Regions from separate parts of the Mus musculus genome. Here region 2 is linked to region 1. A link is a loop called in an ENCODE intact Hi-C map of the cell type or tissue named here. Cell type or tissue: heart. All regions are shown on one strand. Links, peaks and the distances in the headings refer to the core of each region. The heading gives the core; the rest is flanking DNA.

Region 1 (8,336 bases), core at 155-8,154:
TGTAACATGTCACTATCAGTGAAAAGACACACAGGACTGGATAATTATAGGTGAGAGCTGACAGGAGAAAAATTTAAGAAAAGAATTTTTTAGAGAATAGGAGGGTCTGGCTGTAGCTCAGAGAAAGGACATTTGCGGAGAATGTACAAGGCCTCGTGTTTAATTAGTGAGAATGAATGGGTGTAGAAGTCATGTCATAGAAAGCACGGGAAAATGGATTATTTTGCCTACCTGGAGGAAGGAAGTATATTAATACCTCAAATTACAGATTAAGTATCTTTCCATATTAAGAAATAAATTACAACTAAAAATATACCTTATATCTGACTATGTAAAAGGCTTCGGGAAGGGTTAGAAAATTAAGTTTCCTAGTAACAGCTACAGGGTAATCATAATGCCTATTACTGTATTAAGAGTTTATGCCGGGTGTGGTGGCGCACGCCTTTAATCCCAGCACTGGGGAGGCAGACGCAGGAGGATTTCTGAGTTCCAGGACAGCCAGGGCTACACAGAGAAACCCTGTCTCGAACCCCCCCCCCCCCAAAAAAAAAGGAGTTTACTCACATCTACCTAAAGAAACATCTACCTAAAAAACCTTATGCTTGTAAGAAATGGCTATTATTTGAAAGTTATTTATTCAATAATGTATTTAAACAAACAGCAGTGTGAAGCCTGAATCTTTTTCTGCTATTTTTGTTAAGGTGAATCCTTTATCTATGTAGGATTAATATATATTTCCTAGTTCTCCTTAGGAGCCTGGAAAAACCCTGTTGGCTTTTTTGGTAAATGTGTAGCAGATGCTGTCATTGTTTTGTTGTAAAAATTTCCAATAGCTGGGGAACACTCCTCCTTGAGAGTGATGATGTGGAGGAGGGCCACCAACACGATGAGAAAAGCAGCACTGCCTCGGCTGGGAGGAGGGAGGGGAGGAAGGAGAATGGCAGAGAGGCAGGAGTTAGGATAGGAAGGTGGTGAGGAAGCCAAATGTGAACAGAGCTCCCCAAGCCCAGGTGACCAACATTTTACAACGTGGACTAATGTCACAAGCCTTGCTTCTCATCTTGGAAACCAACCTTCCCCTTTGTGCTTTTTAGAGACACCACCCTAGGCAGCCCTTTCATTATCAACTGAGCAGACAAAAAGCACTTTCAAGGATACCTTGAGTCCTTGCCAGGGTAGGCTGCCTCGGAGGAAGTACATGAACATATGGCCTAAGGCTTCCAAATCATCTCGCCGGCTTTGCTCTAGGAGGGAAGACAGATCACACACATTATGTTTGCAGTTATTAAAGCAGAAAGAGCTTTAAAACCAAACAATCCCTCCCGAAGCCCTTCTGCTCTAGAAAGGCTCTTCTTACTAATCTTTGTACACTTGAACCAGGAATAATATTTTAGATTAAAATTGAAAAACAATAGGTGGCCATCCTTTGCTGCTAACAAGTAAAGAGCAAGTGAAGAGTAAATTCTAAATCCCAACCAAGACCCAATGCTAGCTACTGGGCAAAGCACTCCGGATTCAACACCTGCATGAGCATGGGATTACACATAAACAAACAGGACTTGTTTAGTTTGGTTATCACAAGGAAAACAGGCAGTAGTCTGCACAGCTGACTGTCCCAGCTGAGGCAGTCCACTTGGACTAGGCCCACAGAGATACAAGATGCAGAATACCTAGTATACATGTTAGCAAAATTTTTCCCAAGACAGGGTTTCTTTGTGTAGCTCTGGCTATCTGTCATTGTATACACCAGGCTGGCCTGGAACTCACAGAGATCTGCCTGCCCTGGGATTAAAGGCAAGCACCCCCCACCCCCACCCCCACGTTTAGCAATTTTAACTCATCACAAAAATGAACACTTTAGTTTCTTCTTTTTTTTTTTTTTTTTTTTTTTTAGTTTCTTCTTCTTTTTTTTTTTTCCCCTTCGAGACAGGGTTTCTCTGTATAGTTCTGGCTGTCCTGGAACTTACTCTGTAGACCAGGCTGGTCTTGAACTCAGAAATCTGACTGCCTCTGCCTCCCAAGTGCTGGGGTTAAAGGCGTATGCCACCACCACCCGGCAATACTTTAGTTTCAAGTCAGCAGAGAACAATATATCACTTCTTGGTTAACATCCCACTTGAACCAAGTATTCCACAATCACCTTAAAACTAAAAAACGGTTTAACATTAAAAGTGTCCTCTCTGGATACACAAAACAAGTTGCTGTCTTTGGAACTTGACTACGTTTCTAGCTTTTCTCTCCTTTGAAATAGGAAGATAAGTTAGTAACTATGGAATAGTTGACAAGATCTTTGGATGTCAACACTAAATACTAACTAGTATATGCATCTACTTTGAACTTACCAGTTATGGCTCATCAAGGCATTTATTATTTATTGTTCTTGTTTTACAGAGATAGGCTTTAATGTAGCACAAGACAGTCTCAAATCGCTATGTACCTCAGGATGATCATCCTGTCTCCACTTCTCAAGTGTTCAAAGTACAGGCATGATTTGTATTTACTTTTTGTTTTAGCCAAGTTTAGAGCTTCTCCAAAAGAGATTACAGCTGGGCTTGGCGGTGTACATCTTTAACCCTAGCACTAAAGAGGCAGAGGCAGATGATCTTGGTGAGTTCATGGCCAGCTTGGACTAAATGATACCCTGGCTGGAATCGGGGATATGTATGTGTATGTGTGTGTGTGTATACACATAAGGAGAATTAAGAGACTACCTTGAATGTGTCTTATTTAAGACAGGTGGGCCTAAAACTCATGATCCTTGTACCTCAGCTTCCCAAGTGTTGGTATTACAGGACTACGTCCCACCACTTTGCTTAGTTATCGCTTTCAACTTGATTCTAATCTTCTGAACTCAAAGTAAAATCCAAGATTGTCATCTAGGCTGGGAAAGTCACAGACTAAAAATACAGCACAACATAGCATAGCTGCTGTCTCAAATTATGGGAAACTTGCACAAGAAGGAATGAGTAGTGATACTGTAAACCTGGTCAAAGTGTCATGCTCTTTGGAAATGGGCCTAAGTGGGAAACCTGCTATTGTTTTTTACTTAAAGACACGTCAAGCTGCCTACTAAATATTTATGTTTAGACCCATATATTAGTGCTGTTCTCCACTTTTGCCAGAAAAGTTTCTGAGAGACTCCAAACTGCTGAGTGCTTCCCCTAGTGGGCTATCTCTACCCTCCAGAAAAGCTCAAGGGCATCACAGAAGGAGGTGTGGGAAGAACGTAAAGGCTGAGGATGGAAAAGAGTGCTATATAAACGACAGTCTTTGGGACAGGACATGGCCACTGCACTCATCAACTTACAGCAGCCAGCCAATAACTCCAGTGTGGGTGGGGGATGCTCCTGAGGCTCAGCTGAGGAGTGAATGACAACTGATGGTTGCTGGAGGAAGAGGAAGTCAGTTTATTTTGGCTTATGCTCTTGAAGGCAGCACTAACTGGACTCAGTGGGTTATTCAGAAGAGGAGGAGGAAGAAAAGGAAAAGATGAAGGTGAGAGGAGCATTGTTGGAAGAGGTCCAGGAGGAGTTGGAGGGTTAGTAATATAGATTTACACACACACACACACACACACACACACACGTCAAATAAACAAGAAATATTTTAACAACATAAAAATGAACAGTACTCTACAGAGTAGATGAACTGTTTCAACTTAAAAGCTTTCATTCTGTTACTGTCACCTGTGCATATCACTGTTCCTTGCTACTACTTCATAGTTGCCCTCTAAACAGTTCCTACATCATACACCTTCCAGCTCACCTTCTTCATTTGAGGGTGACCCTGTCTGAAAAGGCAACTTTATAAATAGTACTATGACAGAAGGGGGATTTTCCTTAACTTTTTGTTTTGTTTTTGAGGATGATGTCTCATTTGGTAGACCAGGCTAGCCTGGAATTCACTATGAAACTCAGGCAAGCCTTGGACTTCTGGTGATCCTCCTGCCTTCTGCTTATACAATGCTGAGAATACAGAAATGGGCCACTATGCCTGACAAAAAGGGTTTTGAAAAGGCAGTTTCTAATAAAAAAAAAGGAGACACCCATGACTGGGGCATAATTTTGTGAAGGGTCTTCCTTGAATGAACAGGTCCTGGATTAAAACTAAGAATAAAAGGAGGGGAAAAGCGTTTAAAAGGATGTAAGAAAACACAAGCTCTCCAGACAGTTTGGCCTACGTGAGGTGTCTGAAATTTGCAATAAAATGTTATGGGATTGAAAACAAGTAGTCAGACAAAAAGTTTGTTAACAGAGCATAGGAAATGAGGAGAGGAGCAGAGCATGTGAGGTGAGCAGACAGACAGGGAAGCACAGTGGGAGAGTTTCCCACACGGCATCACACCTCTGCTTTTATATCTGTTTCCTGTACGTAACAGGAAGCCTGGGGAGGATAAAAAAATTCCCTAGGCGAATGCTTCAATTGTAGCTAAGTGAGCACTAGAGGGCGAGCTCTCCACAGATTTACAATTTTCACACACACACACACACACACACACACACACACACACACACACACACCACACACACACAAATGATGTAGCTCTGTAAGTCCTGAGGAGAAAAAAAAAAGCATTGCTCTGGGACACAGAATAGAGAAACTATGACACCTAAAGTAGGTGTGAGACCTAGGTCTGTGCTCACTGTTCCTATTAACTCATATTAACACCATCTAGTAAAGTGAAAATGCAGCCAAGCCACCTACATTGGGCCTCAGTTTCTTATGTGAAAATAATGTGGCCATTTTAGGTAATTTGAAAAATCATTTTTGAGCTCTAAAAATTTATTTTTATCTATTTTTATTTTATTTTATTTTATTTTATTTTATTTTTGGTTTTTCAGGACAGTGTTTCTCTGTGTAGCCCTGGCTATCCTGGAACTCACTCTGTAGACCAGGCTGGCCTGGAACTCAGAAATCCACCTGCCTCTGCCTCCCGAGTGCTGGGATTAAAGGTGTGCACCACCACCTGGCTGAGCTCTAAAAATTTAAAATAATCAATATTAAACTATTAGGTCTTAAATCTTCATTTCTGTTTGTCTGCAGCTAGGTCTTAAAATGTAAATGAAAACCAGCACGTGCTGTCTCCATACTTGCTTGGATAGTCTGCACTGTAATGCAATAGGTAGGTCCTCCTCACTTTTCACAGTGGATTTGTTGTTGTTGTTGTTGTTGTTTTCAAAGAAGGGTTTCGCTACTAGGAAATGAACAAGACACAAATGTCTTCAACATGGTGGAGGCTCCCTTCAGGTTATAAGAAAAATGTGTTTGCTTTACAGGCACAACACCCCAATTTTAGGCTAATTGTATTTTGCTCAAAGAAAGAGTGTTCTCTAATTTTAGCCATTAAATAATGGTTTTAAACCTGGGCTGGGATGTTTTAATCAATGAGAGGTAGCTCATCTGATGTAGTGCCAGGAAGAACACCTTTTCCTTTGCTAACTTCCATTACAAAGTGAAGAGCACTTCTCTGAGCTATTTGACAATATATTTCCCAGGGTCTCCCTCCCTCATTACAACTTAAAAAAATATTACACATTTAAAAGCCAACAATATTAGAACTCCCATGGACACTTCTCTAGTGTGTGATACCTGAGATAGCATTTATGAGTTATGTTTTGTTTGAGACATGGTCTCACTAGGTAATCTCAATTGGCCTAAAACTTGCTATGGAGATGAGGTTGGTCTCAAACGTGGGGACCCATTTGCCTATGCCTCTAGAGTGCTGAAATTAAAGGTGTATGCTACTATACCCAATTACAAAAATTTTTATCAACACAGGGGCACATGTCTTTAGTTGCGGAATTTGAGAGTTAGAGGTATCCAGATCTCTGAGTTCAAGGCTACATAGTGAAACCCTGTCTTGATACACACACATACACCATGAGAGAGGGGGAGAGAGGTAGGGGGAGAGAGAGAGAGAGAGCGCGCTACAATATGTAGAGAAATGGAGAACAAACCTAATGGTAAGGCATATTAGATTTGACCTGAAGAGCACTTGGGCTCATGAAGCCTAACTTTGGAGATAATTCCAGTGGCAATCGCAGAACACCAACACGAGGAAGTGCTCTACTGTCATACAGGGTAGATGCTCAAAACATACTTTATAGAATAATAAAGATAATTGCCATGAGGGATAACCTACTGGGCTAATCATACTATCCACATCATGTTTTACCTGCATGTATGTCTGTGTACCACATGTGTTCCTGGTCCCAAAGAGTTCAGAACAGATCAGATTCCTTCCTTGGAACTAACGCTACAGCTGGTTATGAGCTGCCATGTGGGTGCTGAGAACCAAACCTGGTCTTCTGGAAGAGCAGCCAGTGCTCTTAACTGGTGAGCCATCTCTCCTGTCCCAGCACCCATGTTTAGTGAAACCCCTTCATTAACACAGGCCTGGCCTGATTTCCTCCTTTTACGTGTACAGAGTCATACACAAGTAAATAAATACAAGTCTCATTACTTAATGCAAATACTACTATCATCTTGCAATAACTCTTAAACTGCTGAAGAACGAAGCATCAGAAAACACAGAATTAAGATATATGAGAACATCACCAACTTACCATTCCACTCTCTCAAGTACAAAAAATGTCACTTACCTTATGATGCAGCAGATGGTACAAGTTGTAACTCACAGTGTAATGCATAGTCAGTGTTATGGGAAGAAGATGCTCACATAACCTGCCCCTTTCAACGCACCTTTGCCTAGATGTGTGTTGATAGACATGTATCTCGCAGTTCCAGTCAAACTTTTGTGCTCTCTGTAAGGTATGTGTTTTTTGGTTTCAGGATCAACATATTCCTTGGCCAGTCCAAAATCTATAATGTGTATTACATGCTCTTTCTTATTGCCTTGTCGGCCAATCAAGAAGTTCTCTGGTTTGACATCTCGGTAAATAAGATTCTTTGAGTGTACATACTCCATTCGAGAAAGCTAAAAGAAAGAAAAAATAATAATGGAAATACCTTGAAATAAGCAAGCTGGGGGAAGGAAAATCCAAAAAACTTTTTTTAGAGATGGGATTTCACTATGTAGCTTGACTGTCCTGGAACTTACAGAGATCTGCTTGCCTCTGCCTCCCAAGTGCTAGGGTCAAAGACATGTGCCACTATGCCTGGCCCAAATATTTCTTTTTAAAAATTATGTTTGTTTATTTACTTACTGTGGTGTGTGTGTGTGTGCATGAAAGTGCATTCATAGGTGTGTGTGGCAGTCAGAAGATAACGTGTAAGAGTCACTTCTTTCCTCCATGTGGACTGAGGGCTTAACCTTAACTTGTCAGACTTGGTGGCAAGTGCCTTTACCTGCTGAGTCATTTCACTGTGACCCCCCCCCACATTCACCCCGCCTCCCCAGTTTTATTCTTTCCTTCCCATTGTTCTGTATCACTCTGCTGTCTAGGCTAGGCCTTGAGCTCTTGGACTTAAGCAATCTTCTTATTTGGGTCTGCTAAGTAGCTGTCATCATAGATATGCCACTGTCCCTGGCTCAGCATAAGGTTTCTGAAACTAAAATGAAAACTCATCTCTTGCCTGGGTGTGGTAGTGTATGCCTTTAATCCAAGATAGATATCTATGAGTTCAATGCCAGCCTGGTCTACATAAGAAAGTTCCAGGCCAGCCAGGGTTACTGTGTAAGACCTTTTCTCCAAAAAAATAAAGTAACAACAACATCAGCCACTCTTTTTTTTTGGGGGGGGGGGGTGTTCGAGACAGGGAACTGTCCTGGAACTCACTCTGTAGACCAGGCTGGCCTCAAACTCAGAAATCCACCTGCCTTTGCCTCCCGAGTGCTGGGATTAAAGGTGTCTGCCACCACTGCCCGGCACATCATCCACTCTTATCTACCTCCCACTTTACTGACATAAACTAAAACTATATTTTAAGGTTTGTTTTATGATTTTACTCATGCATATGTATGTGTGTGTGCCTTCCTGAGTTTATATCTACCAATTGTGTGCCCACAAGGCCAGAGGCTATCAGATTCCCTGGAAATGGAGTTACAGGCAGTGTTAGTTATCTGATGTAGGTGCTGGGAACCAAATTCAGATTTTCTGTAAGAGCAATAACTGCTTTTAACTGCTTAATCTATCTCCAGCAAGCCCCCACATCCAAATACTTTTTGCTACAAACATATAACAACCATTAAGATTAAGAGAAAACAATGAGGTCACTAAGTTTGGCTAAGATGGTAATACTTTTACTTTATATATTGTAACTTGCAAATGTGCCCTCTGAGACAGGCGCTACTGCCACCTCACCTCCTGCCACACTTTCTATTGTTAGTTGCTTAGGACTCTTTAACCCCAATCTTGGTATTGCAGAAAGAAGAA
Region 2 (8,336 bases), core at 103-8,102, 95 kb after region 1:
TTGTCCTATATAACGCAACATAACAATCCATGTTATTTAGTTACGTATTAATATTATATAATCTAAATCTACTGAGGGTTTGTATTTTTGAAAAATAATCTGATGAATTCAAAGCCACAAAACATGGGAGGGGGAGGAAAGAAGGAATGTGAAACAGATGGCAACTCATTTTTTCCCTGAGTCCATCTTGAACACAATCCCAATAATGTCAAAATCCAATTTAGCTTTCTAAATAAGAAATCTATAAAACTTAAAATGGTAATTCTCAAGCAAATTCACTCTTTTCCTCTCCCCAGCTTCTCGGAGATTCTATATTAGGCCCCAGTGGATAGAGTCGCTGTGAAGGAAAAACTATCATTCTACAAATCCAAAGTTCTTCCAGGAAAGTCTACTATGTATGTAAAGCCACTGAAGCAGTTACTACCAAACTGGTGACATTAAAATCTAACTACATTCTATTTTATATCTTAATATAAAGGTTATTTTATATACTAACATAAATATTAAAAATTAATAGCCTTAATATAAAGATTATTTAACTTAATTAGAAGCTAAATAACCATTTCCATAAAATACGGTATAAGGTAGGAACAAGCTCAGGAGAGAAAAGTCCCATGGTTACAGTAAAAACAAAGTAGTTTCTGGACTTTTTTTATTTTTAACATTTCCACAGTAATTCTTTTGCTCCTGGTTTAACAGCACCACAACATAACTAACTATTGTGCTGATTCTATGATTTTACTATATTGTGCATATGTACAAATGTATGTGTCTATGTCCTTATACACATCTCCTCTATTATGCCTAAACTTTTTAACATCATCAAAGAGCTGTTCAAGAAGGGTCAACAGTTCTTAGATTCCCTCACCAGCAAATTCCACAACTGACAACTGCAAAGATCTCTGGCTTGGTCACAGACTTCTTGTGGAAGAGATCACTAGGGAAAGTATATCCAATGGTTTTGTATTTGTGGCATATAATTTAGGCAGAATTTTCACACCAAATAGCTATTATCCTATTCCTTATATGAAAAATAAATGGATTAACATTTTATAAAAAGACAGGTAAAAGACAGACAGTGCTGAGAGCTAGCAAGACAACATAACTTCAACTTTAAGTAATGAAAAATAACAACTCAAAAAACATAGCCAAAAAACCTAGATATGAATTTAAGAATGTTCCCTTTAAAAACGCCATTTGGAAATTTGAATCACCACACCAAAAAGCCTCAATCAGAGCAAAACATAATTTCAACCCTGCTTCTAAAACGTTATTTAGCCGGACGTGGTGGCGCACGCCTTTAATCCCAGCACTTGGGAGGCAGAGGCAGGCAGAGGCAGGCAGAGGCGGATTTCTGAGTTCGAGGCCAGCCTGGTCTACATAGTGAGTCAAAGGACAACCAGGGCTACACAGAGAAACCCTGTCTCAAAAAACAAAACAAAACAACAACAAAAAACAAAAACAAAAAAAAGGATGTTATTATATTCAGCCCCTTTGAATATAAAGTATATTTGAAATGTTTTAAACTAACCACAGGGACTGAAGAGATGGCTCAGCTGTTAAAGGTACTGACTGCTCTTCCAGAGGACTAAGGTTCAAATCCTAGCACCCACATGGCAGCTCATAACTGTCTGTAACTCCAAGATGTCACACAGAGACACATGCAGGCAAAACATCAATGCACATAAAATAAAAGTACATAACTAAAGTATATATAAAAGATTACTAACCAGAAAGAAAACCTGTTAGTCGAAAATCCAACAGAAGCTGTGATGATGCCTGCTTTTAGTCCCAGCACTTGGGGAGCAGAGGCAAACGGATTTTTGTGAGTTCCAAGTAAATCTGCTATACAAAACAATTTCTGAACCAGCCAAGGTTACACAGTGAAACCCTTTTCCAAAAAGAAAAGAAAAGACCAACATAATAGGCTACAGAGGAAAAACCAATCCATCAATAAATGGGGTTTGGAAGCACATGCCTTTAATCCCAGCACTTGAGAGTCAAAAACAGGTGGATCTCAGTGAGTTCAAGGCCATCTTGATCTACCAAGGGTCCAGGACAGCCAGGACTACACAGAGAAACCCTGTCTCAAACAAACAAACAGGCTACAAAGAACTACAATTTTAAATCCACAAGGCAAGTAAGCATATGTCAATATTTCATTTTCTAAAATCATTTCTACATTCTGATTACTAATGATTTAGAAGGAGGAATTTATTGTATTTTCATTTATTCATTTTATAGTTTATATAAGAATTTTCTAGAAGTCAAGTGAATTATCAAACAGCTGTAACCCCAACACTCCAGGGGAAAGAGTATCTCACGATCAAGGCCAGCCTGAGTTTACATGATAAGTCAGTCTCAAAATAACAAAACAAAACTAAGTTTTGCTAATCTTATAATCTAAGATGGGTCATGCAAGTGATGTTGACCTTACAATTACTATTTTATGCCCCAAGTTTAACTTCCATTAAGAAGACACGTGATTTAAGATTTAAGTAAGTTACTTATGTTTTTTATTTCAATCCATGCTATATCTAACAGCATAAAGATTATCTGAGAAGAACCTATAAAATGTACTTTGGTCATTTCAAAAAAATAAACATATTGTACTTAATATGGGCTTTAGGAAACTATTGATAATTGCATTTTATGCTACATATGATCAATTTCTAGGATCTAAAGTTGTATCTCAATAGTGAAAACTGTGTGAGACCGTTCTGAACTGAATGCTCAGAACTACAAAATAAAGAATAATAAAGCCGGGCAGTGGTGGTGCATGCCTTTAATCCCAGCACTGGGGAGGCAGAGGCAGGCGGAGCTCTGTGAGTACAATACAACCTGGTCTACAGAGTGACTTCCAGGCCAGCCAGAGCGTGAGTGTGTGTGTGTGTGTGTGTGTGTGTGTGAGACAAAAACAAAAACAAAACAACAACAACAACAACAACAACAACAAAAAACCCAAACCTCGAATTCCTGCCGTATACTATTTGAATATTATCAGTTTCTTTTTCAAAAATCCCCTTCCACTAAGTTGGGCTCCCTTAACTATGTTGACTAATGACAACCTTGAAATTCAAAGGTGCTTGTTTTAAATGGAGTTATATAAGTAATCACCTCTCTTTTGACACTGACTAGAATTTAATTCCTCCTTGTGAAGAGGCTGAAACTGTTAGTCTGTGACTTGACCAAAGTCAACAACTAGTTAAGAGGCAAAGGCGGGTTCATTCCCAGAATTATCTTTCTCAAAGCCAATACTTCCACTTGAACATAATTATCTCCTTAAAAGATTAAGAGAGAGTTCAATCATTGGAAAGGGACTCTTGTCCCTTGTCTCTCTAAATGTTCACTAGTTCTTCTAAGACATATACTATACTTCCTACAATTCAGTCACTTAAACAAAATGAAGATAGCATTTCTAATTCGTTTAAACCACAAAAGGATTACTGGCAGGTGAGAAAGAGGTTGAAAAAGGCTTGCCTAAACATGTCTCATCTAGACCTCTAAATATGGATTTCCTAGTGGTTTTTTTAAAGCATGCTCATTTACAAGGCTACGTTTGAATATAGTCAGATGCCTTCCAGTATTGCATTTTCTAAGAAAATTCATACCAGACTCATATCGGTCTGGGAGACTGCTAGAATATGCCATTCTGGCACTTTGCAAATATCCGAAAAATCATCCGGGGGCAACAAACCCAGTTTCACACTCTTGTTTTACGACGTGATGCGTACCCACTTAGGGGACAACGCTCCTATAGGGCGCCCTGCCGAGAGAGCAATAAAGGAAGAAGCGGGGGAAGCGCACGGAAGTTGGGTGGAGGGAGGTCTCATTACCCACTCTTCTGCCCTACCTCTGCCAAGGGCGGCTCCACGGTGCCCAGCCGACACGAAACCCTTACAAGCCCTCGAAGCCCGGCTCTGTCCCAACAGAGAGTCCGGGACGCGGACAATGTGAAGCACAGGATGACCACAGTCACCTCTCCAAGTCTATACCCTTGATTTCGGCCCTGGATGATGCTCCCCCTTCTTTTCGGAGCTGGCACTCCAGGTGGGAAACTCCCGGTCTGCATTGGCCGAAGTCCCTGCTTCAGAAAGGGCGCCTCCTGCGACCGGGTCTAACCCGCAACCCGCAACTCTTTGCACGCAGGGACCCTGGTCCCTCTGTCCCGCCCCCGCAACCCTCCACGGACAGGCCCGCGCCCCACCCGGGATTCCCGAGTCCACTGCCCCGCCCCAGCGAAGGGCTCCTAAAGCCCCCACCCCACCCCCCCCACACACACACGTACACACACACACACATCTCAGACTCCAGTCTCCCAGACCCAGTCGAAGCCAGAGTACCTACCTAAATCAGCGGTGCTCCAGTGTTCCAAGGGGGCGGGCGCGGTCCCCTCCCCGAGGCGCCTACTGCTTCTCTCAACCACCCCTTAAGCCGCAGCTTTGCTTTCCCAGGAGCGGGAGGGAGCGGAGGGAGCGGAGGAGGCGGAGGGGAGGGGGAAGACCAGTTGAGGGGCGGCCGAGCCAAGCCGGAAGTACTAATGCAGGTCCCACCCACCTCCTGGAGCCGCAGAGCATCCTCGTTCTTCTGATAGGACAAACCCCTGTCGTCGCTGTGAAATTCAGACCACCACTTCCGGGTCGTTAATGCTGCGGCCCCTCCTTAGCAACAGCGTGGGGTTGCTAAGCGGAAGTGCCTTTAAATACCCCCCTTCCCCCCCCATTTCTTCGGGGACTGTTGGTAAGTGGGTTGGGAGCTTCGTTTTCTCATTTGGAAATGTTTTTAGGCCTTTAGTTTACAATGTTAGGCCAGGTAAACCCTTCGCTGCAGCAGGTAGTAGGCCCAACGTAGCTGCTTCCATCAGTTGGTCTCTGACACCAGCTCCAAACTACACACACCTCCTGGAATCCTGGGCCATCTCGGCAGCTCCTCCCAAAGCTCCTCTCCAGGCCCCTTGCGGGAGCTTCTTTCTCACTGTCTAGCAAGCATCTCCCTCTGGTGGATTTCCTGTCGTTTCAACCAGACTTTTGCATGCATTTCGTTCTGAACCGGCTCCAGAAGTCGAACAGTGAAGTGGGTAAGAAAGTTTTGTCTTACCTTGTCTTTTCTTTTTTCTTTTTTTTTTTTTTTTTAAGGATTTAACGTTTTTATGTGTGACCTGGAAATAACCTAGCTATATTTGAGTCTATGAAAATTGACCAGAGTAATATTATTATTGTTATTCCATAAAACGGGGGAGTTGGGGGAGACAAAGAATGCCGGTAATCTCGCTTGAGTAGGAAGACAACTAAGCCTCCCATCAGAATAAACCAACATACCTATACGGTGACTAAGAAAGGTGTCCATAAAAACCCTCATTTAGGCTGGGGATTTAGGTCTGTGATACAAAACTTGCCTGGCATGCCCAAGGTCTTTAGTTCGATTCCCAGGCATCGAAGAAAGGAAGGGAGGCAAGGAGACTCATTTACTGGACATGACAAGCAGACCTGTAATGCTTAGACTCCAGAGGAAAAGCGAGGATAGTAACTCCAAGGCCTAGACTACATGGTCAGTCCCAGTTTTAAAACATTTTACCTAACATACCCGAGGCATAAGTTCACTCTTTGAAAAAACTGGAAAACTATGGTGGAGACCAAAGCCAACAAAATAACCCCCTGTAACGACCCCTATAATTATAGTAATTATATTTTTAGAGAAACCTGGGGTGGGGGATAAAACCATCACTTGACTGTATTATTTTTTGAGTCTGAATCTCACTTTGAAGCCCTGGATGACTGATCAGGTAATGTCTATGTAGACCAGGCTGGCCCTGAATTCAGAGACCCACCTTCCTCTTCTCCCAGGTGCTGGGATTTAAAGCGTTCACTACCGGGATGGACCGGCTTTCCTATTTTAACTTTAACTTCTGAATTTTTCTCATCTACATCAGTGGATACACTTGCAACTGTAAGACCCGATTTTATTGGTCACAAAATTATTAGTAGACTGTTGTTTACCTCAGCTAAGACAGAAAACTAATTTTGGTAATTGAAAAGTAACACTAGGCCTTTTCATTTCCTAGACTCATAGGATGGCATTAAATTGATCCATCCTAGGCAGTCAACTCTGCAAAGCTTTTAAGAAACCACTTTAGGCTCAAATGTACCAGCAGTTGGTTATTAAGTCTAAAATAGTTCCATTCCCTACCCCCACCATCATCGTGTATACAATTGGAAATACACACACACACACACACACAAACACACACACACACAATCTGGGTCAGTGATGAGTGTTACAGTAGTTTAGTATTTCACCTGCCAGCAGGTCTAAATTCCAAACTTTAAATTCTAAAATAAATATAAGTCCAACATGCAACAGTTTACAATACATCTAAAGAACTAGAACATGTTTATGGTTTAAAAAAATGTGGCCTATAGAAATTGGTGCCTCATCAAATAAAATTCAGTTAGAACTAACCATAAGCTTAAGCTAATGTGGAAATGCACCTTCATCTGCAGAGCTCTCTGTCCACTGCCTGAGGTGGTTTACAAGCAGCATTTAGCTCCTTTCCTATAGCCTTGGGGTTTTTTAATTCACTGTTCTATTAATATATGAAAATCTGGATTGAGTCCTAAATAACCACATGAGCTTTTTTTTTTTTTTAAAGATTTATTTATTCACTTAATGTATGAGTACACTGTTGCTGCCTTCAGACACCCCAGAAGAGGGCATCGGATCCCATTACAGATGGTTGTGAGCCACCCTGTGGTTGCTGGGAATGGAACTCAGGACCTCTGGAAGAACAGTTGGTGCTCTTAACCACTGAGCCATCTTTCCAGCCCCACATGAGCTTTTGTTTGTTTGTTTGTTTTGCTTTTCGAGACAGGGTTTCTCTGTGTAGCCCTGGCTGTCCTGGAACTCACTCTATAGATCAGGCTTGCCTTGAACTCAGAAATCCTCCTGCCTCTGCCTCCCAAGTGCTGGGATTAAAAGCGTGCACCACCACCATTGCCTGACCACATGAGCTTTTATAATTCTTTCATTTTCAACATAGTCATGCTTAGAGGCCTGGGAAGGTGAGTTGCAAAGTCCTACACTACAACTGCCTATGTGGGCTTAACTACAAAAATCTTATTCTCTTTATTATATTTATTTGTGTATGTGTTGGTGCTGACATACCATTGTGAATGTGGAGGTCAAAGGATGTGTTGAAGGAGTCCCTTCTCCTTTTCAACCATATCGATGGTCTAGAGACTGAGCTCAAGGCGGCAGGTTTGGCATTGGTAGTCGCTCTACCCTTTGAGTGATTTTGCTGGCCGAGGAATCTATACTCTTAATATGAGCTATAAAACAGTAGCATATATATAGGCTAGATCCCGAATAGCCTTCACAACCAGTGCAGTACCCTCATCATATATGACTAATATGGGACTTTCAGCCTCCTAACAGTGTCTTTTTATATTCACTTTTTAATTTTTTCTTTTTTAAAATTATTTATTTTATGTATATGAGTATACACTGTAGCTGTAGAGATAGTTGTGAGCCTTGATCTGGTTGTTGGTCAACCCTGCTCACTCCAGTTGGCCCTACTCACTCAAACCCTGCTTACTCTAGCCCAAAGATTTGTTTTTGTTGTTTCTTTTGTTTGTTTGTTTGTTTTTGAGACAGGGTTTCTCTGTATAGTCCTGGCTATCCTGGAACTCACTCTGTAGACCAGGCTGGCCTCGAACTCAGAAATTCGCCTGCCTCTGCCTCCCAAGTGCTGGGATTAAAGGCGTCCAGGCTTGGCCCAAAGATTTATTTATTTATTTATTTATTATTATTATTATTATTATAAATAAGTACATTGTAGCTACCTTCAGACGTGCCAGAAGAGGGTGTCAGATCTCATGGGTGGTTATAAGCCACCATGTGGTTGCTGGGAATTGAAATACTCTTCGGAAGAGCAGTCAGTGCTCTTACTCACTGAACCATCTCACCAGCCCCTTCATTTTATTTTCTTTGAAATGACTTAAAAAATTAAATTGTGCATGGTGCCTGTGTACATCACTTCAGAAACTGAGTGAGGAGGATTGATATGAATTCTAACCCAGCCTGGACTAAACAACAAAAAGAACACATTTGATATGTAATTAGTACTGAAACCTTGTTTGAGGCCTCGCTATGGTAGCATACAGCTGGAACTCAGAAGACAGATAAGATCACACTCAAGGCCATCTGAGTTACAAACAATAAAATAAAAATATGTACTGCTAGAGCTCATCTGGTTTCACTAGACATAAAAATATACCAGAATTAGAAATGAATAGTTCATTGATGAACAATCTGGCCTATAAGAAGAAACTTAGCCAAGT

What was found. Hi-C counts contacts between places; a loop is a spot of excess contacts. Peaks named below come from ENCODE experiments on the same cell type or tissue, not always from the same donor. Only the 100,000 strongest peaks of a DNase experiment are listed, where the experiment ranks them.
Region 2: it touches region 1 in a loop (4-fold over the local background); 16 of 42 quality-filtered maps call a loop at or near these places.

What each region holds. Positions count from the first base shown.
Region 1 is chr9:66,000,648-66,008,983 of GRCm38, reverse strand. Csnk1g1 (casein kinase 1, gamma 1) reads right to left here. Exons shown (of 14, transcript NM_173185.2): 7 at 6,703-6,937; 8 at 1,159-1,244. Among named protein-coding and RNA genes, the nearest start is that of Gm22657, 52 kb to the right of the region's middle. In heart, for the core only: a CTCF peak has its summit at 4,403 (motif pointing right); no DNase peak of the experiment used is centred there.
Region 2 is chr9:65,905,180-65,913,515 of GRCm38, reverse strand. It overlaps Trip4 (thyroid hormone receptor interactor 4), which reads left to right and starts at 4,722. Exons shown (of 14, transcript NM_001357872.1): 1 at 4,722-5,077. It overlaps Csnk1g1 (casein kinase 1, gamma 1), which reads right to left and starts at 4,506. Exons shown (of 14, transcript NM_173185.2): 1 at 4,348-4,506. In heart, for the core only: CTCF peaks have their summits at 4,102 and 4,994 (motif pointing left); a DNase peak (open chromatin) is centred at 4,565; H3K4me3 peaks cover 2,388 bases; H3K27ac peaks cover 1,502 bases.